2 separate regions of the Mus musculus genome follow, and region 1 is linked to region 2. A link is a loop called in an ENCODE intact Hi-C map of the cell type or tissue named here. Cell type or tissue: left cerebral cortex. All regions are shown on one strand. Links, peaks and the distances in the headings refer to the core of each region. The heading gives the core; the rest is flanking DNA. Region 1 holds the start of Gm24712 (a small nuclear RNA gene). Region 2 has its middle 10 kb from the start of Klra4.

Region 1 (15,851 bases), core at 3,585-11,584, 76 kb before region 2:
TTGGAGCTTCATTAAGAGAGATATTTCTGTCTCTTGAGTCACCTGCAGTAGTGTCTGGGAAAGTCTGATACACACACACACACACACACACACACACACATACACGCACACACACACACACACACACACACATATATATGTGTGTGTGTGTGTGTGTGTATATATATATATATAATATATACATATATATATATATAATATATACATATATATATATATATGACTGAAAGATCATTTAGCATTCATGTGTATATCAAAATGTGTAAATAATTTTAAAGCATCATTTTTATTTATTCCTAAATCTTTGACTCTTTGTTATTTGAATAGATTGTTTAATTTTTTTTCAATGGTTTTCAGTGGTAGCACTTTTACCTACCATTTTTATGTGCTAGATATTTTGAACAAACGGGCTGTGGCATTAATACTTCTATATTTCCTATAAACTGCTGTTATCATTAGAAATAAAAACAATTTTAATGCAAGTCTGCAAAGGTTTCTCACCTGTAATGGAATTTGAGGGTTTTTGGATGATTAAGTGAGTTAGTCAAACCCCACCCTTTCTCAACCTTCTGTATCACTAGATCCAGGTACCTTCCAATAGGTTGGCATTTTAATGTTTTCTTTATGAATCACTCAAGGACATATTTTTTAAAAGAACATACTCTACGTATTCCCAAGATGAGTGAGCAGGAGGTCACTTTCCCAACTATGAGATTCCACAAGTCTTCAGGGTTGAACAGCCAGGTGAGACTTGAGGGGACTCAGAGATCTAGAAAAGCTGGCCTAAGAGGTAAGTGTTTTAAGTGTCTAAAATCACTTTTTAAAAGATGTATTTTAAATATTTAGTAGTTTGAAAATATCCTACTGGCTTTTATTGAAAAGTAAAATGTTCCATTTCATCTGGGCTTAATTATACACAAGGGTGAGAGAAGAAAATAGTATTAGTTGGAGGGTTATTATGTACAAAATTGTACAAAATTAAGTTTAAAAATAAAGCAATCAAGTTTTAAAATTAAAAAATCAAACAGAAAGAAATATATAACCCTTCTACCTTTTAGATGTTTGCTAATAAGGGAATAAATCAGATGGGCTGATTAGAACAATGGTAATCAGTAAGAAAACATTTCTTGGGAAACAAGAAGTAAAAAACTATTAGGAGGGTTTTTTTTCCTTTAGTCTAGTCAAGAAGAATTCTGAAAACTTCAAAACTAACATTAAAAAAAAAGAGTTTTTTTTATGTAAAGAAATGTTCTAGAGCAACAAACTCCTAAAGAAATGTAGCTTATGCATTAGAAAAAAATACTTTTCCCTGGCAGTGGTGGAGCATGCCTTTCATCCCTTTAATTGGGAGGCAGAGACAGGTGAATATCTGGGATTGACGCCAGCCTGATCTACAGGGTGAGTTTCAGGACAGCCAGGCAAAACAGAGAAAACCTTTCTCAAACTCCCCCAAAAGAAAAAATATTTTCATACATGAAGAAAGTGTTTTAATTGTCATAAACATCTAAACTTTAATACTGGCAGACAAACTAGGGTCTGGAGAAAAAAACCAATTTTATAGGGAAGCAAAATCCTAAGGAAATGAAGCCTATGCATTAGAAACAATATTTTCACTCTTGAAGAACATGTTTTAATTGTCATAAACATCCAAATATATAATGCCACTTTGCAAAAAACAATTGTCCATCAGAAAAGGACATTTTCTCTAGAGAAAAAGTTGCAGATGCAGAGAGAGGGGACGAGAGGATTCGTCCATGTAGGAATAAGTAAACCCCATGGGGACTTCCTGAAAAAAAAATCAAAGAATAATTTTGTTTATTACTGAAATTGAGAAAATCTCAATTTCTATTCTTTTTATTTACTCTATACACATTGGTACAGCTGTACTCCAATCTGCAATTTTTATCTTTTTTTTTTTATTAATGGTAGTCACAGGCATGTGTTTCATATTCCCAACACCTTAGATACACCCAAATATTTAGTATTATATGGAGCAATTTTGAACTTACAGGAAAAAAGTGATTCTTGAATTACAGGCACTTTCAAGGATGGTGATGCATACAGATCATGTCTAGAACAACTGTGGTTTCCTACCATTTCTCAAAAAGATCCATCCCTCTTTCCTTCCTCCCCATCCTCAGTTATCTCTCTTGGTAGGCTGCATGCCTCAGCTTGATACCTTGTACTTGGATAGTACCTATGCCTTGAATGCCATCTGTAGATTGCACTTTTTTTCTCTATAGAATTGGGTGAGTGCACATGCCTGTCATCTAGCTCCTTCTAATCTGAGTCAGGAGGATTCACTGTGTAAGGCTCAGGCCTTGTTCAAAATTTTGTGAACACCTGTAAAATTTCTAAAATCCTTACATTTTAGGTAGAAATCTACAATCTTGAGGGTACATTTTCAGTCAGTTCATATAATAGACTTGTGCAAAGATTTCCTTGTTTCCATGCTACACAAATTGTAATTAGTATTGAGATCTACTCTATTAATAGAGATTTTTATTGTTTTGTTTTGCTGATTTAAGTGTGTTCAGTCCCTTGGCAGCTCATTGTGATAGCTCTTGGAATCCTCTGTTCCTTTCGGCTGGTAATTGTTGCAGGGTTTGTGGCAAAGAGTAAGTAACTGAGATGCACCTTCTTTGAGCTTCCACCTAGAGAATAGCTTTAGACATGAACTATGCCGTAATACATGCTGTACATTGTTCTGTCTATAATCAGGAGGGGATGCGTCAGAATCTCTGGAGTTATGATATTTTTTCCTGAATAACTGCAGTGTACTCTTCTTTTCATACTTAATCTGTTAACTCTGGGACTGTTGACAGTTCGCCCTTTCAGTCTCATTTTTGATCATGTTCCTTCTGAGGACTTGATGATCATTTAATTTCTCAGCTCAGATGATTAAGCATCTAAAATAAACATTTTTTGAGAAACATCTGTGCAAAGAATCAATGGCCTTGTTTTTATATTTCTTCAAAGTATATTTTATGCATACGTAAAAAGATTTAATCTGACAGAGACAATAAGGTAAGTTTAATTGGATTTCTCTATATTAACAAAGTCAATCAGTTTCAGGCTATGCCAAAACATAACTATGTATGTGAATATATTACAAACCATATGCTCAAAGAAGAATTGTGCCATTTTTTACGTGAGTTTTTGTTTGTTTGTTTGTTTTGTTTGTTTGTGTTTTTTTGTTTTGTTTTGTTTTTTGTCTTTTTGATTTTTTTTTTCTTTTTAGTTCACATTTTCATAGTTTGCTAAATATTCACTGATTATTTTACTTAGGTAATTATCTGCAAATTTGTGCTGTAAAATTGAAGTGAATGGAAGTTAGTTCCACCATAATTTTATTCAGCTCTGTTAATTTATTTTACAGTAAATTTAACTTAGAGAAAATTGAAGTATCTCTTTCTATAATGAGTTAATTGAAGTAATAATTTATAAATGTTAAATACCAAGGAAATAATGATATGTGTTGGCTCTCCACGTGAAGCCTATCCTCTAACATTAAATATTGATATGCATTTCTCTTAAGCATTTTTATTTTATATCTGTGATTAATTTCGTTTTTCAGTATAGTCAACACAAACAAGAAATCCATGAAACTCTCAACCACCACCATAACTGCAGCAACATGCAAAGGGATTTCAACTTAAAGGAAGAAATGTCGACAAATAAGTCTATAGATTGTAGGCCAAGCAATGAACTTCTGGAATACATCAACAGAGAACAGGAGAGATGGGACAGTGAAACCAAGAGTGTTTCAGATTCTTCACGAGACACAGGTATGTAGCAGAGGAATACCATGAGTACAGAATTGCATTATTATCTATTATTTCTTCTCTGGAAGATTTGAAGTACATCCAGCAGCTTCAGATGCTTGTGATCTGTGGGTTAATCATTTGGGGGTTCCTTACTTCATGTAGAGATATGGAAACTCAGAAATCCATATTTGGTTTAGGAGAACCTTATAGTTTCTAGAAGGAAAGTTCTGTTTGGCACTCCTACTGCCCCCTGGGGAGGGAATTACAAATTGGTACCTTTGATAATTTTGATTGTTTATATCTAGCATAAAATCTAAGTCTACAACTTTGTTGCTGACAGAATATGGAAGGTTTTAGTAAGAGTATATTTATGAATTTTTATGCTAAAATGGACTTAGAGCATTTACATGGATGAAGTTATTAGAAGATATTTTTTGTGTGTGTGCATGTGTGTTTCCCATCTGACAGGTTTTGAGAGATCTGTACCATTTGTAAAAGGGACCCTCCCTGGGGCAGACAAGGGAATTTAACCATGGTGTTTAAAGGTTGCAAGTCTGCCACTGACACAGTGAATGAGACTGGAAAAATGAAAACATCAAGAGTCACAAAGAACCTTTCTTGCCCATGCGAGTGACTGGTCATTTTTCTGACACAGTTTATCAATTATCATTAACTACTTTTTCATGATTTGTAACAAAGTGCTCTTGTATATAATCTCACCACTCTGTGACAGTAGGATGGGATGGTTCTCATTATGTGAGGATTAATATATTTAAAACTGTTACATAATAAAATCTGTGATAGGAAAAAAAAAAGCTCCAAAACAATCCTTGAAGTATTCTAGACCCATCGAAAAACTTTTGTGGCATTACTTTAAAATAACTTAACTACCTGTATAGGATAGCATAGTGATGTAATCGCTATGACTGTGAGGTTGAAGGAGGAGGATTATAACTTTCAGTAATAAAAGGTCATCCCAGAAGTTTCAAGGCCAACCTGAGCTACACATTGATACCTCTTCACAGAAAAGTGAAGGTTGGAAATAAACTTACCTAATAAAGCATGGCCATTTCCAGCAACTCTCTAAACAAAACATTCATATTGAGAGGATCTTGCAAAACAAACTGCACACATTTTAATGTATTCAACTTTGAACATTTGGGCATGTGGGCACAACACTGGTGGAATCAACATAATGAGGAGAACAGACTTTCAACACCAAAACCATTCTCATTTATCTCTTATTTCTCTTAAGATAAAAGAATTTAACACAGACTTTGACACAATGCTAAGCATATACAAGTGTGTGGTTGAGTGTTCCATATCTAGAATTCTGTCAGGAGTTTAACTGCCTCTGAGTAGCAAGTTCTCATTGTCTGGCTCTGCCCCCTGGTATCTCCCATGCCTCTGCTTCACAGAACTTGTTTTACGGTTTTTTGTTTTTTGTTTTTTAAACAAACAAACAAACAAAAAAACAGATCTCCATGGAATCATATTATGTGGCCCTATGCCCAGTGTGTTTCACTTTGCAAGCCATCCTCAAGTTCAGTGATGTTTGTCACATAGGTCAGCATCTTGCTTTTGGATTTGTTGTGAGACATGATGTCATTCTGTAGCCCAGGATGACTGGGAACTCACAATGTAGAGAAGACTGACATGAAAGTCATTGTTTAGGCAAAGAAGGCCTCAAACTGTTAGTGATCTTCCTGTCTTTCTCTGAGGAGTTCTCATGTCATAGGCATAAATCATCCTGTCAAGCTGATTCATTTTCCTTTAAAGGATAAGCAATATTTTTGTGTGTATGTGCTTCATTTTCTCTAACGATTCATCCATGATTGACACAGGAAATATTTCTAGATCTCTAGTGGTATGAACAATGTTGTCTAGATCATGCCTGAGTGTGCAGGGGTGTTTGGGCATTATAGAATTCTACTTTCTGAGACCTATGAGATTTTACCTCTTTTTTTTTAAACACAGATTTAATAAATACATTCCGCTGATAAAACAATACCAGAAAATAATAAGTTTAGCCATTTACCTTCTCTGTTGTAGGCAGAGGTGTTAAATACAGGTTCTGCTATGGTACTAAATGGTATTATTTCATCATGAACAAAACTACATGGAGTGGATGTAAAGCGAACTGCCAGCATTACAGCTTACCCTTTGTGAAGATAGAAGATGAAGATGAACTGGTATTGTGGAGGCTCACTTTCCTCTTATTTTCTTAGATTCTGTTTCTAACCCTGAGTAATGAGGTACTGGATCCATTTTTTTTTCATTTGTATATGATTTTCCTGTAATGTGAAGAAAACTGTGGGACACAAGTCTATTAAGTGGAGACTCATTACTACAAAGACACTTTTGTCTTTCAGTATCCTTCATTTCTCAGTAGTGTCCAAGAGAATCCTTCAGAAAGATATCTTTCCCAGATGAAGTTTAATATTTTGGTTTAGCATATCCAGTTACTGACAGTCATTTATCTCCATATAGTGCCAAGTAAACCCCTATTTTTAGGATTTGCTATTTAGAACCTGAAAGTGAGACTGCCTGAGATGAGTAATCAATCAGATGACAACAGGGAAAGCATTTGTGCTCGGGTCCTGTCTGCAAAATGAGATAATATGAAAACTGTAGAATTAAATGGTTGAGTAGTTAACTCCATAGAAATTTCCACTGAAACTGTTCACAATACATACTGCATATTATTCTTATGTCCTGTAAAATAGATATCCATCTTTAGAAATGTCTATTTAAAAGAAAATAAAGTTTCCAAGATTCTATCATCCCCTCTTTAAATTATTGCTTATGAAATCTTTTCAAATTTGAAGACTACATTTTTCTAGAAAAATAATTGCAGAATCACCTTGAAAATTTTGTTGTGTATAACATGGTATGATATTCATACATCAATTTAATAATGTTTATTTAAAATTATAAATGGATATTGATGTCAAAAATAGTGTAATTTTCCTTTTGATACAATAAACATAACCAATTTTTGAAATTTAATATTATTAATATTATTATTAGCAGCAGCAGCCTTAGTAGTAGTAGTAGTAGTAGTAGTAGTAGTAGTGGTAGAATAGTAGTTTATTTATTCATTTTAAATCCTGATCCATAATCCATCCCTAACTACCCTTCTCCTCTGATTGGATGGGGTCCCCTAGGTATCCCCATGACAAAGGACAATATATTTCCATGAGGTTAGGTGCATATGCTCCCACTGAAGCTAGACAAGGCAGGCCAGTTACAAGAACTTAACCCATGTACAGGTAACAGCCTTTGGGATAGTGCCTACTCCACTTGTTCAGAACTTACACTGAAGGCCAAGCTGCACACATGCAGGTAGGATGAGTTTCAACCCAATGTATGTTTTTTGTTTGTGGATCCATCACTGAGAACCACAAGGGTCTTTGTTAGTTGATTCTCTTCGTCTTACTATGGAGATCCTACTCCCTTCAGAGCCTACAATCCTTCCACTTGTTCTCCCCGAAGAGTCCTCAAGCTCCATTCACTGTTTGGCTATGGGTGTTTATGTATGATTCAGATTGTGAACAAAGCTTCACAGAAGACAGCAATGCTATAATCCTGTTTGCAAGCATAACTGTGTATCATTAGTTAGGTCAGGGATTGATGATTCTCCATGGGATGTGACTCAAGTTAAGCTGGTTATTGGTTGTTTATTCCCTTAGACTTTACACCATCCCAAATCCCTGTATTTATTGTAGAAGTGGTAAGTTTAGGAACAAAGTTTTGTGGGTATGTTGTTTCCCTGTCACTCCTCAGGAATTCTTCATTTGCCACAGGATGCTGCCTACCCAGGTTATATAGAGATACAGCTAAGGACACCCCCATTGACTCTTGTGTACTTTCCCTATCACTGATATCCATCTCTTCTGGGAGATGTCCCCATCCACCCCCTATCAGTTTCAGATTTCAATTCATTCTCATTCCTTTCAGGCCATCCTCTCTACCTGACGCACAGCAGTTTCTGAACCCTAATTGATCCCTTGATCTAATTTTTCACTCAGTTCCCTCCCTCCATCTACCTTCTATGATTATTACATTCCTGATTCCCATTGAGACTCAAGCATTCTTACTTGTGGCATTCTTTTATCCAGCCACTGGGTTCTGTGGAGGGTATCATGTACATTTGCATTTTATGTATAGTATCAACTGATAAGTGAAGACATACTATGAATGTCATTTTAGGATTTGACATTTAGGATGATATTCTTAAGTTCCATCAATTTGCCTTCAAAATTCATGATGATTTTTTTCATAGCTAAAGAGTACTCAATTGCATAGATGTAGCACATTTTCTTTATCCATTTTTCAGTGAAGGGACATCTAAGATGTTTCCAATTCCTGGGTATTATGAATAAAACTGCTATGAACATATCTGACAATGAGTCTTTTTGGGATGGTAGAGAATCTTTGAGTATATGCCCTGGAGTAGTAGTACTGTTTCTTGAGATAGAAGTATTGCCAGTGTTCTGAGAAACCACCAAATTGATTTCTACAAGTGTTCCCCCCATCATCACTGTAGTAGTGTTCCCCTTTCTTCATATCCTTGTCAGCATGTGCTATCATTAACTTTTTTAACTTAGCCATTCTTATTGGGGTAAGACATGATCTCAGTTTTGTATTGACTAGCATTTCCCTAGTGGCTAAGAACTTTGAATGTTTGTTAATGTACTTCTTGGGCATTCAATATTTCTCTGTTGAGAATTCTCTGCTTAGCTCACACATATTAGATGCAATAGAAGGAATCTATGCATCAGTCAAAAATGATAAATCTAAAAAATTCCAGCCTTAAGTAGGAATATTGTGAGTTCAAGAGCAACCTTGTTTAAATTCTGAGACTCAATAATAAACAAAGTCCCAAATCAAATCATGAACCGAGGACACTTGAAGTTTTTATTTTAAATAGTTTATTGAACTGACCTCAATTTGATATAAATAGGAAGTCAATTTAGAAAATGAATATGATGAGACTGAGTGGTGGGAGGATAAGAGAGCAGAGAGTGAAATGTGGGTGGTGGGAACTCTTCCTACTTGATCTCTCATCCAACATACAGAAATTTCATGACAAGCTACATTGTTTCCTATACAGAAATTCCTTCAATGCCATGTTATTCCAGAGAGTTACTGGATTGGATTGTCATATGATAAGAAAAAAAAAGGAATGGGTGTGGATTGACAATGGCCAATCTAAACTGTGAGTTTCTGATCCCTTCAGACTCTAACCCTCCCTTGGGGATTGAGAGGGTTGTCTGCAAAGGCTTTTCTTTACTTCTCATGGTTTTCGTCATTTTCTATGGAGCTCAGAAGTAAGGACAAGTTGTATAAGGGAGTTCCTGATCAAGTGTTACAAAAGGAAGATATATAGTTGAGGAGTTGACCAAAAGTGCCTTAGTATTGCATACATCTAAGGATGGTGTGTTCTAACATGGGAAGGGCACTAGACCATCAACAACTTAAGATGGTGTAATGTGAGGGAATGGTCATGACAGATACAATGAGTCTGAGTATAACAGATATTCATTTAACATTTTTTATTGTTGTTAGCTTATATCATTTTCAGTTATTAATAAATATAAGTACATGTTCATATATACATACATATGAATGCTTTCCTTCCATTTAAAGGTGTGTTGTGTGAATCTCAAGTTTATTTTTTATCTACACTCTGGTAGAAATCTGTTTACTGATTAACTTTCTTAATAATATGACTTTTTCTTTAGTACCATATATACATCAAATAATATATGAACATATCTGCCCCTACTCCTACTCAAATCTCTAACATGTCCCATGATAACTTCTTGCCTTACTAATTAACTGTCCACAGGTGCATGGTTGTAGGCCATGCACTGGAACCAGAAAATCCAACAATAGCCACACACTCAATAAAGAAGTGAATCTCACTTTTTCAGCAGCTGTCACCTAATAATGGTTTCTAAAATGAACTAAACTTTACAAAATCTCATCTTGTCTGGAAGTCTAGAAGGCAGAATTTCACAAAGCCTTCCTTCTTCTCTGGTGCTACCTTTTTTATTTTCTCTTCCCTGCTATTCCCTGATACTTGCTGGTGGTATGGAAAGGAAGAAGTTGATATAGATGTCTCCTTTAAGGCTCAGCACATAAACACTTCTCCATAGCAGTTTGGCCAATTCTGACACACTTCATGGACTCTGCCTCACCGAATAAAGAAGCTTCTCTGATGGAGATTGAGAGCATCACCGGTCTAGTCTATAGGTGTAAATATTAACCACTGCTCACTTAGCAGAGAGATTATAGCAAGTTTGAACGTGGGGCATTTGACCTTCACAATATTGGATTTCTGATTTAGATTACAATACCAAGCATGCTTGCCTCCCATGATAAAGGCCTCATTTCCAATAAGAATACATTTATTGATCCTATAACATGTCTTGTCTAGCAGGTCACCATTGTAGCATACAAGGTCCAGTGCAGGATAGGACTACTCATACCTTTTCTCCCCTAAAAGCTTTATATAACCTACTAACTCCTTGAAAGCCTGCCTAGGGGAGGCATCTTCAGAAACAAGGCCTTATCACATAGTTAAGAAACCCAAGTGCAGGAGCAATAGCCTGTGCTGTTTGGGAGAACTCTGTCATCTACCTGACCAGACAGTAATTTCTCTGTAGGTATCCTTTGCCTTGTATTTTGGTTTCTCTTTAAAAACGAATATCTTCTGTAATTGTAACGCTTTTCTAAATTTTAATTCTCATATTAGTTACATTTTTATAGAAAATGTAACTTTTATAGTTACATTTTATATTTTGATCTGTTCCCCTTCATACTGAATATGCCTTATTGCTCCCTACCTTACTACAGACTCAACATCATGTTATTTCTATATCTGCCAAAAAAAAAAAACCCAACAACAAAAGGAAAATAAAATCAAGCAGGTAAAAACACAAATCAAAATCACAATAAGACAAAATTTACCCCTCCAAAACAAACAAGCATACACGCAAAAAATTACACACACACACAATCACACACACACACACACACACACACACAAGACTCTAAACCACCAAAGAAATATGGAGTCTGTTCTGTCTTGCTCAACTATAAGCTTACTAAGTAGTGGTTTTCCTTAAAGCCTATATACACAATTAGTTTAAGTTTACACATCCTTTATTCTTTCTGATTACCTATTTTCTAGTTCACAATCTTCCTTTGTCTTTGAACACTCAGAATCCAAAACATATATTTTTCATTTTATCTGATTATTTCTTTTTTTCACCATTCCTAAATTTGATGAATATGAATATTCTATTTTTCTTCATCCTAAATCCAAAATTCCAAAATGTTTTATTTTGCGAAAGACTCATTCTTTGGCAGTTCCATGTGGTTTCAGTGGATTTCACACTCTTTCTCTCATGTGACAGAGTCTCATTAACCCAGGATAGCCTCAAACTACCTCTGTATTGAAGGTTAACCTTGAACTGTGATCCATCTACCGTCATCTCCTCACAACTGGGATGATGGATTGTGTCCCACAATGCCTGGCCGGATTTATTATTGAGGATCTTTGTTTTGAGTACATTCCTTAGTTCTGCTTTTTGGGAAAAACTAGCAACAGTGCTTCCCTGACCATCTGAGATTTGTCCAATTCCTCCTAACACCTCAACTTGAGGAGAAATCTCATTTCTGTTGATTTATACAAGATAATCTTAATTATCAATTATTAAATAATTACCTTTTTACTTCATTTTTCTATGTAACCCATGTGTCCCAGAGTGCACAGTGCTCCTGGTTTTGTGGTAATTTGTCTGTGTTATAATTTACTTTTTTTATTTAGCTGACTTTTTTTTAACAGAAATATAGTTATGGTCCCTAAAATATCATCCTGCAGAAATTAGAGTTCTGTTGCAGACAGGGAATTCAGTAGATTACTATGTGTCTGTGAAGACCCGTTAGCTATGGGGTGCTTAAGAATAAAGGGAAACAATGCAAAAATATTAGTTACAAGCACTCATCTGTGACTATATTTAAAATATAGCCTTTCTCCTTAAAACACAAACCTATAAAACCTTGTTTTGTATGCCAAACACATCTGCTTTACTATTGTCCTAGCATTCTTATTGACAAAATATAAATGGGAAAGCAAGATTGATAAAATAATTCTTTGAAAATATTGAAAATCAGATTTAACCACTGATTAAACACTTGTGAGTGTGAAATGTGATGTAGAGTTTTGGTGTGATAAAAGACCATTTCTTTATAATGAACTTAGAAGAAAATAATTTCATGATGAACTTAGGCTAAACTTAGGCTATATATTCTGTATACTTTGGCCAATAGAATTTTTAAAATCATGATTTTTTTCAGTGAATGTTCAAAATTTACTCGTTGCCCACTCTTGTCTTTGCTCTTCAGTGACATGAAAATAAGGAAAATGAACTTTAAGTCTATAGGATGTTTATTTTTATCTAAAGCAAGAATAGAAGATACTAACTGTAATACTCCCTACTACTGTATTTGTGGGAAGAAACTGGATAATTTCCCTGATTAACTTTCCAACCAGAGTTAAAGGTAAAAATGGAATGTGTTGATCCTTATTCGTTTCTTGTAATAATTCATGAGTCCAACAAACAAGTATTTTGATTACAGAACATAGTCTGCTCTGAAGAGAAACAAAGCTGCAAGAACATTGGTACTGTCCTCTTCTACTTATCTTTACAAAACAGAGGTCATTTTGTATCCTGTTGGAGAGAGGACACATCTACTCAGTGAATGGGCATGCTTTGCACTAAAGCCTTCAGAATTGTGTTCTTTCTGATTTCTTAAACTCCCATAAAACCGAATAAAGGGCCCCCCCTAAAATAAGAGCCTGAATTTCCATTAATGTTATGACAAATTGTTTTTGTTTGTTTGTTCTTTTGCTTGTTTGTTTGTCTGAGACAGGGTTGCTATGTGTAGCCCTGACTGTCCTAGAAATCTCTTTGAAGACCAGGCTGGCCTCAAACTCTTAAATCTGCCTGTCTCTGCCTCCCAAGTGCTGGGATCGAAGGCATGTGCCACCACTGCCAGGCAAGACAAACTGTCTTGGTTGGGCCTGGAGGGCATCATCCTGAGTGAGGTAACCCAATCACAAAAGAACTCAAATGAAATGTACTCACTGATAAGTGGATATTAACCCAGAAACTTAGTATAGCGAGATATAAGGTACAATATGTAAAACATATGAAACTGAAGAAGAACGAAGACCAAAGTGTGGACACTTTGCTCATTCTTAGAATTGGAAACAATCACCCATGGAAGGAGTTACAGAGACAAAGTTTGGAGCTGAGAGAAAAGGATGGTCCATCTAGAGACTGCCATATCCAGGGATCCATCACATAATTAGCCTCCAAGCGATGACACCATTGCATACACTAGCAAGCCTTTGTTGCAAGGACGGTGATATAGCTCTCCCTTGTGAGACTAGGCCGGGGCCTAGCAAACACAGCTCACAGTCAACTATTGGATGGATCACAGGGCCCCCAATGGTGGAGCTAGAGAAAGTATCCAAGGAGCTAAAGAGATCTGCAACCCTATTGGAGGAACAACATTATGAACTAACCAGTACCCCAGAGCTCTTGATTCTAGCTGCATATATATCAAAAGATGACCTAGTCGGCCATCAATGGAAAGAGAGGCCCAATGGTCAGGCAAACGTTATATGCCCCAGTACAGGGGAATGCCAGGGCCAAAAAATGGGAATGGGTGGGTAGGGGAGTGGGGGGAGGGACTTTTGGGATAGCATTGGAAATGTAATTGAAGAAAATATGTAATAAAAAAAAGAGAAAAAGAATAAAAGTACAATTAAGAGAAGAAATGTCTTTGATTTCTCATGTTAGCTGATTACAATTTGGTTTTGATTTTTGTTTCATGTGTAAACTTTTCTCAATGCTATAAATGTTTCCTCTGTCCATAAAATATAATATCAAATTTGGTGAACAGTTGCAAGTGTAGGTCAAAGATAAGTGGATTATTTTTACCCAAGTCGTATGTTGTCCTATCTTCCCAATTTAATTCATATACAATTTTAGGTCTTATAAAAAAAGGTGGTAATACTTGAAATTTGCTAAATGTAGTCGTTTACACTGTGATTCTGGCAATTAATAGGCCAAGACACAATTGTTGAAAAAAGAATATAGCAAGAGCCTAGGTCATAGAACCAAAACAAACAAACAAAATTGAGGCACACATGTTCCTCATTTTATTCGAGGGACAATAATTTATATTATACAAGTGTATCCAAATGATCAAACTCAGGACAGTTAGTATTGATGCAGTAACTTGTTTTAATCTCCAAGCCATGTACCTCACCACTGACTGGATACTGTCATGCTAGGAGTTTCCTCCATGTTCAGGTTCAGGTGCACTCAGTGATGGTGTCATTTTAAGGTCTTTTTGTCCTGAAATTTTTTTTTATGTTTTCTGGGGTGGTGGTTTTTGTTTGTTTGGGATGTGTTTGTTTGTTTTTTTCTGAATCAGCTTTTCTTTGTGCTACCCTAGCAGCTCTTGGGCTCGTTCTGTAGGACTGAGAGGGACTCAGATTCCTTTGCTTCTGCCTCCTGAGTGATGAGATGAAAGGCCTGCTTGTTGCTTTTTCTAAACCTTAATATTTTGTAAATGAACTTTAGAAGTGAGACAATGAAGTACAAAAAAAATAGACCCCCCTTGCACAGGGGCCATGCTAATCTTTTCTGTATCATTCCAATTTTATATATGTGCTGCAGAAATTGTTAAAACAACTTTGGAAAACAATCTGGAAGTTCCTCATGTAATTGGAAATAGTTCTACCTGAAGACCCAGCTATACCACTACTGGGCATATACCCAAAACATACTCCAACATATAACAAGTACTCATGCTGCTCTAAGTTTATAGCAGACTTTTCATCATAGACAGAAAATGGAAACAACCCAGATGTCCCTCAACAGAGAAATGGATACAGAAAGTGTGGTACATTTGTAGAATGGAATACTATAAAGCTATCACTGAGTCCATGAAAAGCACAGACAAATAGATGGAAGTAGAAAATACCATCCTGAATGAGGTAACCCAGGCAAAAGAGAACACATATGGTCCCTACTCACTGATAATTGTGTATTAGCCCTAAGTCTCAGAATACCCATAATACAACCCACAAACCATATGGAGCTGAAGAAGATGTAAGACCAAAGCATGCATACTTCAATGCTACATAGATGGGGGAACAAAAAAATCACAGATGATAGAGGGAGGGAGGGAGGGAGGGAGGGAGAGATGGGAAACGTGGGAGGGAGACAGGCGGTGGTGGGAAAAAAGGGGGCAGGATAAGGTAATGAATGAGATAAGAAAGAAGTATATATAGTCAGAAAATCAAATAAAATTACGTAGCATTTATTAAAATATGCTCCGATATATCACAAGACTTCCCAAATATTTTTATGGAGCCTTTACTTGTACTAGCAAAACATGTGAAACAAGTTAGATGTCCCTCACCTAAAGAATGGATAAAGAAATTGTAAATCTAAACAATAGAAAACAATATAGCCATTCAAAACAATAACATCAGGAAATTTGCAGGATGATGAATGGAACCATAAAATATAAACTCATGTGAGGTAATCCTGACTAAAAATGACACAAACATATTACTCATTTGTAAGTGGACATTAGCCATAAAGTATAGGATAACCATGCTATAGTCCACAGATTCAAAGAATCTAAGTCACAAGGAGGACTGAAGTCAAGAAGCTTATATCTCACTCAGAAGGAGAAAGAAACTATGTATGATAGATGGATAAATGGAGTGAACTAGGTAAGAGAGTGGGTGAAGAGAGGAATGGGGATGGGATTCCAGTGTGGTGGGTGTGAGGGTGCAGGAAAAGGTTGAGACAGAGAAAGGAATCCAATGGGAGGGCATCTCTTGGAATAGCCTGAGACCTGTGGTCAGGGAAGCTCCCAGTGTTTATGAGGTCCATCCTTGTTGAAACTCCTGGCAGCTGGAGATGTGGAGACTGAAGTGAAGACCTCCTGTAGCCAAGTGCGACTTCCATTGGAGGGAAATGG
Region 2 (15,851 bases), core at 3,839-11,838:
TAACTGTCCACAGGTGCATGGTTGTAGGCCATGCACTGGAACCAGAAAATCCAACAATAGCCACACACTCAATAAAGAAATGAATCTCACTTTTTCAGCAGCTGTCACCTAATAATGGTTTCTAAAATGAACTAAACTTTAAAAAAATTAATCTTGTCTAGAAGTCTAGAAGGCAGAATTTCACAAAGCCTTTCTTCTTCTCTGGTGCTACCTTTTTTATTTTCTCTTCCCTGCTATTCCCTGAGACTTGCTGGTGGTATGGAAAGGAAGAAGTTGATATAGATGTCTCCTTTAGGGCTCAGCACATAAACACTTCTCCAAAGCAGTTTGACCAATTCTGACACACTGCATGGACTCTGCCTCACCGAATAAAGAAGCTCCTCTGATGGAGGTTGAGAGCATCACAGGTCTAGGCTATAGGTGTAAATGTTAACCACTGCTCACTAAGCAGAGCGATTATACCAAATTCGAAAGTGGGGCATTTGAACTTCCCAATATTGGATTTCTGATTTAGATTACAACACCAAGCATGCTTGCCTCCCATGGTAAAGGTCTCATTTCCAATAAGAATACATTTATTGATCCTATAACATGTCTTGTCTTGCAGGTCACCATTGTAGCATAAAAGGTCCAGTGCAGGATAAGACTACTCATACCTTTTCTCCCCTAAAACCTGTAGATAACCTACTAACCCCTTGAAAGCCTGCCTAGGGGAAGGTATTTCCATATTGGTTTGAAATTGAATTCTTGGGTCCTGATGTCAAAATGAGGAGTATCTTCAGAAACAAGGCCTTATCAAATAGTTATGAAACCCAAGGGCAGGAGCAATAGCCTGTGCTGTTTGGGAGAACTCTGTCATCTACCTGACCAGGCAGTAATTTCTCTGTAGGTCTCCTTTGCCTTGTACTTTGGTTTCGATTTAAAAACTAATATCTTCTGTAATTGTAACGCTTTTCTAAATTTTAATTCTCATATTAGTTACATTTTTATGGAAAATGTAACTTTTATACTTACATTTTATATTTTGATCTGTTTCCCTTCATACTGAATATGCCTTATTGCTCTCTACCTTACTACAGACTCAACATCATGTTATTTCTATCTCTGAAAAAAAAAAAAACCAACAACAAAAGGAAAATAAAATCAAGCAAGTAAAAACACAAATCAAAATCACAATAAGACAAAATTTACCCCTACAAAACAAACAAGCATACACGCAAAAATTACACACACACTGACACACACACACACACACACACACACACACACACACACACAAGTCTCTAAACCTCCAAAGGAATATGGAGTCTGTTTTGTCTTTGTCAACTATAAGCTACCTAAGTAGTGGTTTTCCTTAAAGCCTATATACACAATTAGTTTAAGTTTACACATCCTTTATTCTTTCCCATTACCTCTTTTCCAGTTCAAAATCTTCCTTTGTCTTTGAACACTCAGAATCCAAAACATATATTTTTCATCTTATCTGATTATTTCTTTTTTTCACCATTCCTAAATTCGATGAATATGAATATTCTATTTTTCTTCATCTTAAATCCAAAATTCCAAAATGTTTTATTTTGCTAAAGACTCATCCTTTGGCAGTTCCATGTGGTTTCAGTGGATTTCACACTCTTTCTCTCATGTGACAAAGTCTCATTAACCCAGGATAGCCTCAAACTACCTCTGTATTGAAGGTTAGCCTTGAACTGTGATCCATCTACCGTCATCTCCTCACAACTGGGATGATGGATTGTGTCCCACAATGCCTGGCTGGATTTATTATTGAGGATCTTCGTTTTGAATACATTCCTTAGTCAGTTCTACTTTTTGGGAAAAACTAGCAACAGTGCTTCCCTGACCATCTGAGATCCTCCTCCTAACACCTCAACTTGAGGAGAAATCCCATTTCTGTTGATTTATATAAGATAATCTTAATTATCAATTATTAAATAATTACCTTTTTACTTCATTTTGCTATGTAGCCCATGTGTCCCAGAATGCACAGTGCTCCTGTTTTTGTGGTAATTTGTCTGTGTTATAATTTACTTTTTTATATAGCTGACTTTTTTTTTAACAGAAAGATAGTTATGGTCCCTAAAATATCATCCTGCAGAAATTAGAGTTCTGTTGCAGACAGGGAATTCAGTAGATTACTATGTGTCTGTGAAGACCTGTTAGCTATGGGGTGCTTAGGAATAAAGGGAAACAATGCAAAAATATTAGTTACAAGCACTCATCTGTGACTATATTTCAAATATGCCCTTTTCCTTAAAACACAAACCTATAAAACCTTGTTTTGTATGCCAAACACATCTGCTTTACTATCGTCCTAGCATTCTTATTGACAAAATATAAATGGGAAAGCAAGATTGGTAAAATAATTCTTTGAAAATATTGAAAATCAGATTTAACCACTGATTAAACACTTGTGAGTGTGAAATGTGATGTAGAGTTTTGGTGTGATAAGAGACCATTTCTTTATAATGAACTTAGAAGAAAATATTTTCATGATGAACTTAGGCTAAACTTAGGCTATATATTCTGTATACTTTGGCCAATAGAATTTTTAAAATCATGATTTTTTTCAGTGAATGTTCAAAATTTACTAGTTGCCCACTCTTGTCTTTGCTCTTCAGTGACATGAAAATAAGGAAAATGAACTTTAAGTCTAGAGGATGTGTATTTTTATCTAAAGCAAGAATAGAAGATACTGACTGTAATATTCCCTACTACTGTATTTGTGGGAAGAAACTGGATAAATTCCCTGATTAACTTTCCAACCAGAGTTAAAGGTAAAAATGGAATGTGTTGATCCTTATTCGTTTCTTGTAATAATTCATGACTCCAACAAACAAGTATTTTGATTACAGAACATAGTCTGCTGTGAAGAGAAACAAAGCTGCAAGAACATTGGGACTGTCTTCTCGTACCTATCTTGACAGAACAGAGGTCATTTTCTATCCTGTTGGAGAGAGGACACATCTACTCAGGTGAATGGGCACGCTTTGCCCTAAAGCCTTCAGAATTGTGTTCTTTCTGATTACTTAAACTCCCATAAAACTGAATAAAGAAGTCCCCCCCCTAAAATAACAGCATGAATTTCCATTAATGTTATGACAAATTGTTTTTGTTTGTTTGTTCATTTGCTTGCTTGTTTGTCTGAAACAGGGTTGCTATGTGTAATCCTGACTGTACTAGAAATCAGTTTGAAGACCAGGCTGGCCTCAAACTCTAAAATCTGCCTGCCTCTGCCTCCCAAGTGCTGGGATCGAAGGCATGTGCCACCACTGCCAGGCAAGACAAACTGTCTTAATTGAAAGTACAATTAAGAGAAGAAATGTCTTTGATTTATCATGTTAGCTGATTACAATTTTGTTTTGATTTTTGTTTCGTTTGTAATTTTTTTCTCAATCTTATAAATGTTTCCTTTGTCCATAAAATATAATATCAAAGTTGGTGAAGAGTTGCAAGTGTAGGTCAAAGATAAGTGGATTATTTTTACCCAAGTCGTATGTTGTCCTATCTTCCCAATTTAATTCATATATAATTTTAGGTCTTAAAAAAAAAGGTGGTAATACTTGAAATTTGCTAAATGTAGTAGATTACACTGTGATTCTGGCAATTAATAGGCCAAGACACAATTGTTGAAAAAAGAATATAGCAAGAGCCTAGGTCATAGAACCAAAACAAACAAATAAAATTGAGGCACACATGTTCCTCATTTTATTCGAGGGACAATAATTTATATTATACAACTGTATCCAAATGATCAAACTCAGGACAGTTAGTATTGATGCAGTAACTTGTTTTAATCTGGGAGCCGTGTACCTCTCCAGTGACTGGATACTGCCACTCTGGGAGTGTCCTTCATGTTCAGGTTCAGGTGCACTCAGTAATGGTGTCATTTTAAGGTCTTTTTGTCCTGAAATTTTTTTTTGTTTTCTGGGGTGTTGGTTTTTGTTTGTTTGGGATGTTTTTGTTTGTTTGTTTGTTTGTTTTTTCTGAGTCAGCTTTTCTTTGTGCTACCCTAGCTGCTCTGGAGCTCGTTCTGTAGGACTGAGAGGAACTCAGATTCCTTTGCTTCTGCCTCCTGAGTGATGAGTTAAAGGCGTGCTTGTTGGGTTTTCTAAACCTTAATATTTTGTAAATGAACTTTAGGAGTGAGACAATGAAGTAAAAAAAAAAAATAGACCCCCCTTGCACAGGGGCCATGCTAATCTTTTCTGTATCTTTCCAATTTTATATATGTGCTTCAGAAATTGTTAAAACAACTTTGGAAAACAATCTGGAAGTTCCTCGGCTATTTGGAAATAGTTCTACCTGAAGACCCAGCTACATCACTACTGGGCATATACTCAAAACATACTCCAACATATAACAAGTACTCATGCTGCAACATGTTTATAGCAGACTTTTTATAATAGACAGAAACTGGAAACAACCCAGATGTCCCTCAACAGAGAAATGGATACAGAAAGTGTGGTACATTTATACAATGGAATACTATAAAGCTATCATTGAGTTCATGAAAAGCACAGACAAATAGATGGAAGTAAAAAAATACCATCCTGAATGAGGTAACCCATGCAAAAGAGAACACATATGGTCCCTACTCACTGGTAATTGTATATTAGCCCTAAGTCTCAGAATACCCATAATACAACCCACAAACTATATGGGTGAAGAAGATGGAAAACCAAAGTATGCATACTTCAATTCTACATAGATAGGGGAACAAAAAAATCACAGAAGATATAGGGAGGGAGGGAGAAAAGGAGTAAGGGAAGGAGGGAGGGAGGGAGGGAGGGAAGGAGGGAGGGAGGTAGGGAGGGAGAGAGGGAGGGAGAGATGGGCAACCTGGGAGGGAGATAGGAGGTGGTGGGAAAAAAGGGGGGCAGGATCAGGTAATGAATGAGATAGGAAAGAAGTATATACGGTCAGAAAATCAAATAAAAATACATAGTATTTACTAAAATATGCTCCAATACATCACAAGGCTTCCCAAATATTTTTATGGAGACTTTACTTTTACTAGCAAAACATGTGAAACAAGTTAGATGTCCCTCACCTAAAGAATGGATAAAGAAAATGTCCTGAATCTAAACAATAGAAAACAATATAGCCATTCAAAACAATAACATCAGGAAATTTGCAGGAAAATGAATGGAACTATAAAATATAAACTCACGTGAGGTAATCCTGACCAATAATGACACAAACTTATTACTCATTTGTAAGTGGACATTAGCCATAAAGTATAGGATAACCATGCTATAGTCCACAGATTCAAAGAATCTAAGTCACAAGGACGACTCAAGTCAAGAAGCTTATATCTCACTCAGATGGAGAAAGAAAATATGCATGATAGATGGATAAATGGAGTTAACTAGGTAAGAGATTGGGTGAAGATAGGAATGGGGATGGGGATCCAGTGTGGTGGGTGTGAGGGTGTAGGAAAAGGCTGAGACAGAGAAAGGAATCCAATGGGAGGGCATCTCTTGGAATAGCCTGAGACCTGGGGTCAGGGAAGCTCCTAGTGTTTATGTGGTTCATCCTTGTTGAACCTCCTGGCATCTGGAGATATGGAAACTGAAGTGGAGACCTCCTGTAGCGAAGTGGGAATTCCATTGGAGGGAAATGGACACAATAGCTTGAGTCAAATTTTGTCCAGCCTACAAGATTCACTCGAATTAAGATGGAGTAGAAATGGAAGGAATGGACAACAAATGACTGCTCCAACTTGATACCCATTTCTTGGGAAAGACTCAAACTATAACAAGATTAATGATACTCTCCTGTGCTAACAGACTGAGACCTAGCACAGCTGTCTCCTGAATGAACAGAAGAAGTCTTCAGCCATTCATTCATCTGATGGAAACATATGTAGAGTCCCCACTGTCAAATATTGGGCAAGGCTCAGGGGATCTTGTGGAGCAGTGGGGGATAGGGTTTAGAGAACCTGAGCGTTCAAGGGCACCACAGGAAGTCCTACAGAGGCAACTGACCTGAACATATGAGTAAACACAGAAACTGGACCACCAACCAAAGTGTATGCAAGGGCTGAATCTAGGATCCCTACACATTTTTAACAGATGTACAGCTTGGTTTTCATATGGGTACCCTAAGAATCAGAGAAGAGGCTTGTGGGACTATGTTAGGCAATCTATTTTTGTTGAATGGTGCTTGCTCGAGTGAACCAATAGAGGAATCTACAAGTGACTGAAAGGTGATCCATGTTCCCAGAATCAAGTGCCTGTCCATGATTCTATGACTATCAGTCATGCAATGTCCCAAGCTTCTATCATTCTGGCTAGACTCCACCCCCATAATTACCTGAATATAGCCAGATATACTTCTCCCCACAGTTAGCTGGCAACAGTAAGATAGCGCAACCCACTCTAAGAGGGGCTGCTTGGCAACTCCTCGCTCTCTTTAGCTCTCTCCTTTGTTACACTCTAGCCCTTCTTCTCTCTTTCCCTTCCCTCTTCTCTCCACATGGCCATGGCCATGGCCATGGCTAGTCTCTCTCTTTCCACTTTCTCTCCTTTCTCCCTGCCTTTCTACAATAAATCTCTAAAACCATAGACAGTCTCTGCTCATCAAGGCCAGCCAACCTTGAAGGATGGGATAGGCTTTCCCCTAATGAGCAGCATCTAACCTCCTGCTAGGAAGCCACCCTGTGATCCAGCCACATAAACTCTCACCTGTGTGGAAACTATCCAGTGCCCCCTCTCCCCCTGTCCTCCCCTCCCTTCATCCTTGGGGCCGATAGCCACTCAAAGCCACTATCCTGTTCTCAGTTCCTCTGCTGTATCTAGGGGTGGGATGTCAGAGCCTGAGAACCTGGTACCTAGGGCTGCCCCTTTTCCACCACCCACCTAGATGGGATCAGTGACTTAACACATCCAGACACCCACACAGGGCTATGTGTATAGTGTGCAGTTCTCAGCCCACCCAAGCACCTGAACTCTGGCAGGACACAGGTTCTCTCCCACTCCCCTCTTTCCCCCATAACCACGGCCCTGCAAGGCTATTGTTGCTCTTTTGCAATCCTTCCTCAATCTGGACTGCCTTGTCTGGCTTTAGTGGTAGAGGATATGTGTGCTGTAATTAGAGGTGCCAGGTTCAGTTTCTTTTATGAATTAATATGTTTTTATATTAATTGTTATTTTTATTTTATTCTCTATTTTCTTTTCAAACTTTATTCTCTTTCCAGTTTCCCTTTAGCAAAGCCCTTATCCTATCCCCCATTTCCCCTGCTTGTACACCCTATGAGGGTGCTCCCCCACCCATATGCCCACTTCTGCCTCACCACCGGAGCATTCTCCTATGCTAGGGCACCACAGGATACAGGGTTTCTCCACCCATAGATGCCAGATAAGGCCATCCTCTGCTACGTATGTAGGTGGAGCCAACGGTCCCTGCATGTGTACTTTTTGGTTTGAGAACTCTGGGGGTTATGGTTGGTGATATTGTTGTTCTTCCTATGGGGATGTAAATCCCTTCAGTTCCTTCAGTCCTGCCCCTAACTACTCCTTTTACCTCCCCATGATGAGTAGTCTGTGGGTTTGCTGCAAGCATCAGCATCTGTATTGTTCAGGCCCAGGCAGAATTTCTCAGGAAACAGCTATAGCAGGACGCTGTCAGCAAGCTGTTCTTGGCATCAGCAACAGTATCTGGGTTTGATGACTGCATATGGTATGGATCCACATCTAGAAGGAGCAGTTTCTGAATGGAATTTCCTTCAGTCTCTGATCCATTCTTTGTCCCTGTATTTTCATTAGACAGAACCAATTCTGGGTTAAAATTTTATTGATGAATGGCTGGCCTTATCCCTCAACTAGGAGCCACATCTAACCACTGGATATGTTCTCTAAAGTTTCTCTCTCCCCTTTGTTGGGTATTTCAGCTAATATTCTTTTTCAGTCCTGGGAGCCTCTTGCTTTTCTGGGATCTGGGACTTTCTGGTGGCTCCCCCCCTCAGGTGCCAATCTCCCACTGCTACACACCTCTGTTCAATTTCCTGATCTGTTGTACATCTCCTCAGTCTCATCCCTCACCTGATCCTGTCACCCTTTTTCCCTCCTCCCTCATTCCCAAGACCCTCCTTCCTATGAGTATATTGTTCTTACCCACGGAAGGTTTCCCCTTCTCTGAGGAAATGGCAAAGGGTTAATGGGGTAGGGACATGTGAGACTGGGAATTGTAGGAGAAGAGAGAGTGGTGAATATATTAATAAATGATTTTAAAAAGAAGGAAATGAAAAATAGCTAAACCTTCACCAACATTCTGATTCCTTATTTCTTTAACATTCAGTAGTAACATGTGAAATGAAATAATACATTTCTTCCTAAGTTTGTTTGGTTTAGTGTCCAGACTGTGACAGAGACCTGGGATAAGGGAGACACCCAAGTCTCAATGAGGTCATCTGTAAATATGACTAACTATATTGGGTTATAGACCTTGAAGAGGTGTATGAATACTATTTGTTTTCAAACTAGTAACTCTAAGACAACATATATAAAGATTTATTAGTTCTGCACGTGCTACTCAGTTAACAATTGTATATTGTGCTTCTTAACAATTTACAGTGCTATTTTTATCCCTTTAATCTCCTTTTTTTGTCTAATTGCTCTGGATAGGAATTCAAGTACTACATTAAATAGGTATGGAAAGAGTGAGGAGCCTTGTCTAGATCCTGATTTTAGTGGGATTGCTTCATGTTTCATTCCATTTAGTTTGATGTTGGCAACTGGTTTGGTGTATATTGTTTTTACTAAGTTTAGGTATGGGCCTTGAAATCCTAATCTTTTAATAACTTTTGTCATGAAGTGGTGTTGAAAATACTAGAAGAGATTTTGAGTAAAAGCCTCCAATACAGGTTCATAGGGGGAAATTTCCTGAACAGGACACCAATGGTGTATGCTCTAAGAATTGTCAAATAGGATCTCATCAAATTGCAAAGCTTCTGTAAGGCAAAGGACACTGTCAGTAAGACAAAAGGCAATCAACCTATTGGGAAAACATCTTTACCAATCCTAAATCCTATAGAGGGTTAATATCCAATATATACAAAGAACTCAAGAAGTTAGATTCAGAAAACTGAATAACCCTATTAAAATTGGGGTGCAGAGCTAAACAAAGAATTCTCACTGAGGAATACCAAATGGCTGAGAAGCACCTTTAAAAAAAGGTTAAACATCCTTAATCATCAGGGAACTGCAAATCAAAACAACACTGAGATTCCACCTAACAACTGTAAAAATGGCTAAAATCAAAACCTCAGGTAACAGCAGAGACTGTCAAGGATGTGGAGAAAGAGGACCACACTTCCATTACTGGTGGGATTGCAAGCTGGTACAACCACTCTGGAAATCAGTTTCGCAGTCCTCAGAAAATTGAATAGAGTACTACCCATTCCACAAATACCATGGCTGAGCATATACACAGAAGATGCTCCAACTTGTAATAAGGACACAGGCCCCCTATATTCATAGAAGCTTCCTTTATAATAGTCAGAAACTTGAAAGGACCCAGATGACCCTAAACAGAGAAATGGATACTGAAAATGTGGTACACTTATACAATGAAATACTACTCAACTATTAAAAGCAATGATTTCATGATATTCTTGGACATTTGGATGGATCTGAAGTATATCATCCTGAGCGAGGTAACACAATCACAAAAGAGCCTACATGATATGCTCACACTAATAAGTGCATATTAGCCCAATAGCTAGGAATACCCAAAATAAAGTTCCCAAAACACATGAAATTGGAAGATGAAGGAACACAAAAGTTAGCACACAATCAAAAGTAAAAGAATGATATGATAGCTCCATATGGCAGATCACCCTGAAATTTTGGAACTCAAAAGTTAGAATGAATAAGATCGAGTGTTTAGGGCAGTTTCAGTTAAACATTAATTCTGGGCCGTCCTGAAATATATGAAACCACATATTATAAAAAAGAAGAAATAAAAAAGAAAAAGAAATAAACTTAAAAGAGGGCTAAAGAAGGATGAGACAAGCCCACTCACTCCACAAAGAATTCAGTGGAGCTGGATTAGAGTCTGCTCTGAAGAGGCAAAAGTCTTACAGATTGTTACCTATCTTACTTCTCCAAGAGTAATTTGTATCCCTAGGTATTCAGGAGCCCAGGTATCCACAGGAAACCATATATGATCCCCTTTTATCATTCTTACTACGTTCCTGAATCATCTTTCTCATTTTCTTGTTCTCAGTGCTTGATTCTATCAAGGACTATGTATGTAGGCAGATTAGGCAAAGTGTTAAAACAGCTATGAGTACAAATGCCCAGGGTGAATACCAACAGAGGAAATCTCAAATTAGAACTGTTTTATGTTTTCTTAAGACCTGTGAATTTATGATATTCTATGGTAGCAAAAGTTCTACCAGAAAAGACATCATCAAGAGGTGAGATGCTGGGCAGTATAAACCAGTCCTCCCCTTGAAGCAAGATATCAGGCCATCCTTTGCTGTGGTCTGGTTACTACTCCAGGTATCCCTCACATCAGCCTGGGACAGGAAGAGCAGCTTGCAGCTGTGCAATGATAGCACTGAGGTCTGAGGGTCTGATTGGAAGGTTTGAATGTGGAATTGTGATTGTGTCTATCTCAACATATAGGAATGGGCAATTGTGTTTTCACAAATAAAGGCCTTTACAGAAAAGGAACATGTGTGTGTGTGTGCGCGTGCTTATGAATGTTTTTATTTTTGTGTGTTTTTTGTTAGTTTTTTTACAATAAATTTAAAGATAAATCTCCAGAAAACAAATATTTCTTCTAGTTTTTCACTTCAAAGATTTATTACCTGGTCATGTGAGATGTGAGTTTATTACATCATGGTTTATGCTGCACATTGGTTCAAGAAACAAAACTGGACTGTCAATCCAGTCCATTCCATTGGTAGTCACTATACAATGCTAACTGTGCTTCCTAACAGTTTACATTCTTCTGTACATTTAGAGCTCAAGTGTACAAAGCTTAGAGAAAGCTGCGGCTCTTTGGCTTTCCAGTTATAGGCATGATCCTATCTGTCCAAACAACCAAAAAAAAAAAAAAAAAAAAAAAAAAAAAGGAAACACCCACTTTGTGTTCAGTCTCTCTCTTTTTTTTTCCATTTTTTATTAGGTATTTAGCTCATTTACATTTCCAATGCTATACCAAAAGTCCCCCATACCCACCCACCCCCACTCCCCTACCCACCCACTCCCCCTTTTTGGCCCTGGCGTTCCCCTGTACTGGGGCATATAAAGTTTGCGTGTTCAATGGGCCTCTCTTTCCATTGATGGCCGACTAGGCCATCTTTTGATACATATGCAGCTAGAGTCAAGAGCTCCGGGGTACTGGTTAGTTCATAATGTTGATCCACCTATAGGGTTGCAGATCCCTTTAGCTCCTTGGGTACTTTCTCTAGCTCCTCCATTGGGAGCTCTGTGATCCATCCATTAGCTGACTGTGAGCATCCACTTCTGTGTTTGCTAGGCCCCGGCATAGTCTCACAAGAGACAGCTACATCTGGGTCCTTTCGATAAAATCTTGCTAGTGTATGCAATGGTGTCAGGGTTTGGATGCTGATTATGGGGTGGATCCCTGGATATGGCAGTCTCTACATGGTCCATCCTTTCATCTCAGCTCCAAACTTTGTCTCTGTAACTCTTTCCAAGGGTGTTTTGTTCCCACTTCTAAGGAGGGGCATAGTGTCCACACTTCAGTCTTCATTTTTCTTGAGTTTCATGTGTTTAGGAAATTGTATCTTATATCATGGGTATCCTAGGTTTTGGGCTAATATCCACTTATCAGTGAGTACATATTGTGTGAGTTCCTTTGTGAATGTATTACCTCACTCAGGATGATGCCCTCCAGGTCCATCCATTTAGCTAGGAATTTCATAAATTCATTCTTTTTAATAGCTGAATAATACTCCATTGTGTAGATGTACCACATTTTCTGTATCCATTCCTCTGTTGAGGGGCATCTGGGTTCTTTCCAGCTTCTGGCTATTATAAATGAGGCTGCTATGATCTTAGTGGAGCATTGTCCTTCTTACCAGTTGGGGCATCTTCTGGATATATTCCCAGGAGAGGTATTGCTGGATCCTCCGGTAGTACTATGTCCAATTTTTTGAGGAACCGCCAGACTGATTTCCAGAGTGGTTGCACAAGCCTGCAATCCCACCAACAATAGAGGAGTGTTCCTCTTTCTCCACATCCTCGCCAGCATCTGCTGTCACCTGAATTTTTGATCTTAGCCATTCTGACTGGTGTAAGGTGGAATTTCAGGGTTGTTTTGATTTGCATTTCCCTGATGATTAAGGATGTTGAACATTTTTTCAGGTGCTTCTCTGCCATTCGGTATTCCTCATTGAGAAGTTTTTTAAAGATATTTTCTTTATTTACATTTGAAATGCTAACATGACCTCCCCCCGCCCTGCTCCTCTATCAACCCACTTAAACTTCTTGGGCCTTTATATATGGCAAATAAAGTTTGCAAGACCAAGGGGTCTCTCTTCCCAATGATGGCCGACTAGGCCATCTTCTCCTACATACACAGCTAGAGACATGAGCTCTAGGGTTACTGGTTAGTTCATATTTTTGTTCCACCTATAGGGTTGCAGACCCGTTCAAGTCCTTATGTACTTTCTCTAGCTCCTCCATTGGGTGCCCTGTGTTCCATCCTATAGATGACTATGAATATCCACGTCTGTATTTGCCAGGCACTGGCATAGCCTCACGTGAGACAGCTATATCAGAGTACTGTCAGCAAAATCTTCCTGGCATATGCAATAGTGTCTGGGTTTGGTGGCTGATTATGGGATTGATCCCTGGGTAGGGTAGTCTCTGAATAGTCCATCCTTTCACCTTAGCTCCAAACTTTGTCTCTATAACTCCTTCCATGAGTATTCTGTTCCCTATTCTAAGGAGGAATGAAGTATCCACACGTTGGTCTTCCTGCTTCTTGATTTTCTTGTGTTTGGCAAATTGTATCTTGGGTTTTCTAAGTTTCTGGGCTAATATCCACAAATCAGTGTTTGCATGTCTAATGACTTCTTTTGTGATTGGGTTACCTCACTAAGGGTGATATCCTACAGATACCTTCATTTCCTAAGAATTTCATAAATCATTGTTTTAATAGCTGAGTAGTACTCCATTGTGTAAATGTACCACATTTGTAGATCAATGGAATAGAATTGAAGACCCAGAAATGAATCCACACACCTATGGTCACTTGATCTTTTACAAGGGAGCTAAAACCATCCAGTGGAAAAACGACAGCATTTTCAAAAAATGGTGCTGGCACAACTGGCTGTTATCATAAAGAAGATCCATTTTTATCTCCTTTTGCAAAGCTCATGTCTAAGTGGATCAATATCCCGAGCTTTTGTCCCCACCAGCAAGAACACACTCAGGACAACCGGAATCTTCTGCAGCAAAGCTTTTATTGCTTACTTATTAGGAGAGGAGACACCGAACTGGGAAAATGGCACTGCTTATATAGCCCGCAGCATGACGTTTCAGCACCTGGTGTGTTGTGACAGCTCCTGATTCGTTGCTCGCCCATCACCCCATTACTATGCTGCGAGAAGGGCAGTGACTAGTTGTGAGTTCACTCTTGCACTTGCGCATAAGGCTTGTTTACTAGTTAGGCGCAGTGGAAGCCTGCGCCATCTTATAATGGTGATTGCTCACTGCACGGCTCTCAACAGATCAAAGAGCCCCTCATGAAACCAGAGACACTGAAATTTATAGAGAAAAAAGTGGGGAAAAGCCTCCAAGATATGGGAACTGGGGAAAATTTCCTAAACACAATAGAAATGGATTGTGCTGTAAGATCAAGAATAAACAAATGGGAACTTATGAAATTGCAAAGCTTCTATAAGGCAAAAGACACTGTCAAAAAGACAAAAAGTCCACCAACAGATGGGGGAAGGATTTTAACCAATCCTAAATCTGGTAGGGGACTAATATCCAATATATATAAAGAGCTCAAGAAGCTGGACTACAGAAATTCAAATAACCACATTAATAAATGGGGTACATAGCTAAACAAATAATTCTCAAGTGAGGAATATCAAAGGGATGAGAAGCACCTGAAAATTTTTTCTACATCGTTAATCATCAGGGAAATGCAAATCAAAACAACCCTGAGATTCTACCTCACACCAGTCAGAATGGCTAAGATAAAAAATTCAGGTGACAGCAGATGCTAGTCAGCATGTGGAGAAAGAAGAACACTCCTCCATTGCTGGTGGGATTGCAAGCTTGTACAACCACTCTGGAAATCAATATGGCAGTTCCTGAGAAAATTGGACATAGTACTACCAGAGGATCCAGCAATACCTATCCTGGGCATATACCCAGAAAATGTTCCAACTGGTAATAAGGACACATGCTCCACTATTTTCATAGCAGCCTGATGTATAATAGCCAGAAGCTGGAAAGATCCCTGATGTCCTTCATCTACATTTAAAATGCTATCCCCAAAGCCCCCTATGCCCTCCCCCCACCCTGCTACCCATCCACCCACTCCTGCTCCCTTCCTGGCCCTGGCATATTCGTACAGGGGCATATGATCTTCGCAATACCAAAGGCCTCTCCTCCCGTTGATGGCCGACTAGGCCATCCACTGCTACATATGCAACTAGAGACATACTTGCTCACAGACTTTCATGGTGTTAGAGAAGGCAAACAATATGCAGAAATCACAAAGAAGTGTTCCCTGAGTATGAGGTTAGCCTCTGTGGTAAAGATGACACCCTCCTAGCAGAGATATGGATGCAAGAATATCTCAGTACCATTAATATTTCCATGTGCAAGGTGACATGAACCTCTCAGAGGAGGGAGGAATGTGGGTTTTCTAGAGCAGCAATAGCTCAAGGCTGTAGATGTGTCAGTTTCTCACTTTTGCTCATGTGCCCTCCCTATTCTATCCTTCCAAACACCTGCAATCTTAGAAAATCTAGCCTGTGTCTTAGAGAAGCTTCTGGAAGCTAAAATGCTCAAAAAAAGTCAACATAAAAAACAACCTTCTCTTGAAATCTACCCGGTTCTTCCAGTATTCTAGATTACAGTTACTCTAAACCTAAGAAGGAGGTGAACCAATCTTTATGACCACATGAAAACATAAGCTTAAAGTATCAGTCTTTTGATCATATCAATATGATAGGCAAAGACTGGAGTGCCCCCCCCAGTAATGTTTGATATTGAATGCAACTTACTATTCATTTGCCAGGTTATGATTAAAAACATTATTTGAAGCTTCAAATGGTGATTCATACATTTAATCCCAGAAACTGGGAGAAAGAATCATTCAATCTCTGTGATTTTTGAGGCCAACCTGTTTTATGTGGTAAACTCCAACCCAGATAGGGCTAAATAGTGAGGCCCTGTCTTGCACACAAGAAAACAAAATGCTATTTGTGTATCTTATTAAACCTTCACAGCAACCCTATAAAGAAACAGCACTTCTGATGTACTGTGGTGGAAGAATCTGTGAATGATGGGACTTACATGAAGTCACAAGTGCCTGGTTTGGTGTTTCCACTCATGATGCCCCAGCTGGCAGACTCATGCTTCATGGGAAACTAAAATCGATGCTCCTTTAAGTGTCAATTTTATCCATATTCCATGCATGAATTAATGATGTATTTGGAGTATAGGTTCATAGTGTCCTTAAGTCATTCAGCTGACTTCTTCAGAGTCTTTTCTGAGAAAAGCTGAGACAGCACAAGCATCTGCCTGCACAGGGACACTGTGACCACTTTGTTCAGCACTGCTGCTTCTCCACCCCCCTTCCCATATCCTCTGTGTGTATGTGTGTATATGTAT

What was found. Hi-C counts contacts between places; a loop is a spot of excess contacts. Peaks named below come from ENCODE experiments on the same cell type or tissue, not always from the same donor. Only the 100,000 strongest peaks of a DNase experiment are listed, where the experiment ranks them.
Region 1: a loop joins it to region 2, with 4 times the contacts of the local background. A loop is called at or near these places in 2 of 42 quality-filtered maps.

Annotation. Positions count from the first base shown.
Region 1 is chr6:130,145,576-130,161,426 of GRCm38, reverse strand. Gm24712 (a small nuclear RNA gene) reads right to left here and starts at 14,547; the gene lies at 14,444-14,547. It also overlaps the pseudogene Klra14-ps. In left cerebral cortex, for the core only: no CTCF peak of the experiment used is centred there; a DNase peak (open chromatin) is centred at 6,970.
Region 2 is chr6:130,069,838-130,085,688 of GRCm38, reverse strand. It overlaps the pseudogene Gm24676 and the pseudogene Klra11-ps. Among named protein-coding and RNA genes, the nearest start is that of Klra4, 10 kb to the right of the region's middle. In left cerebral cortex, for the core only: no CTCF peak of the experiment used is centred there; no DNase peak of the experiment used is centred there.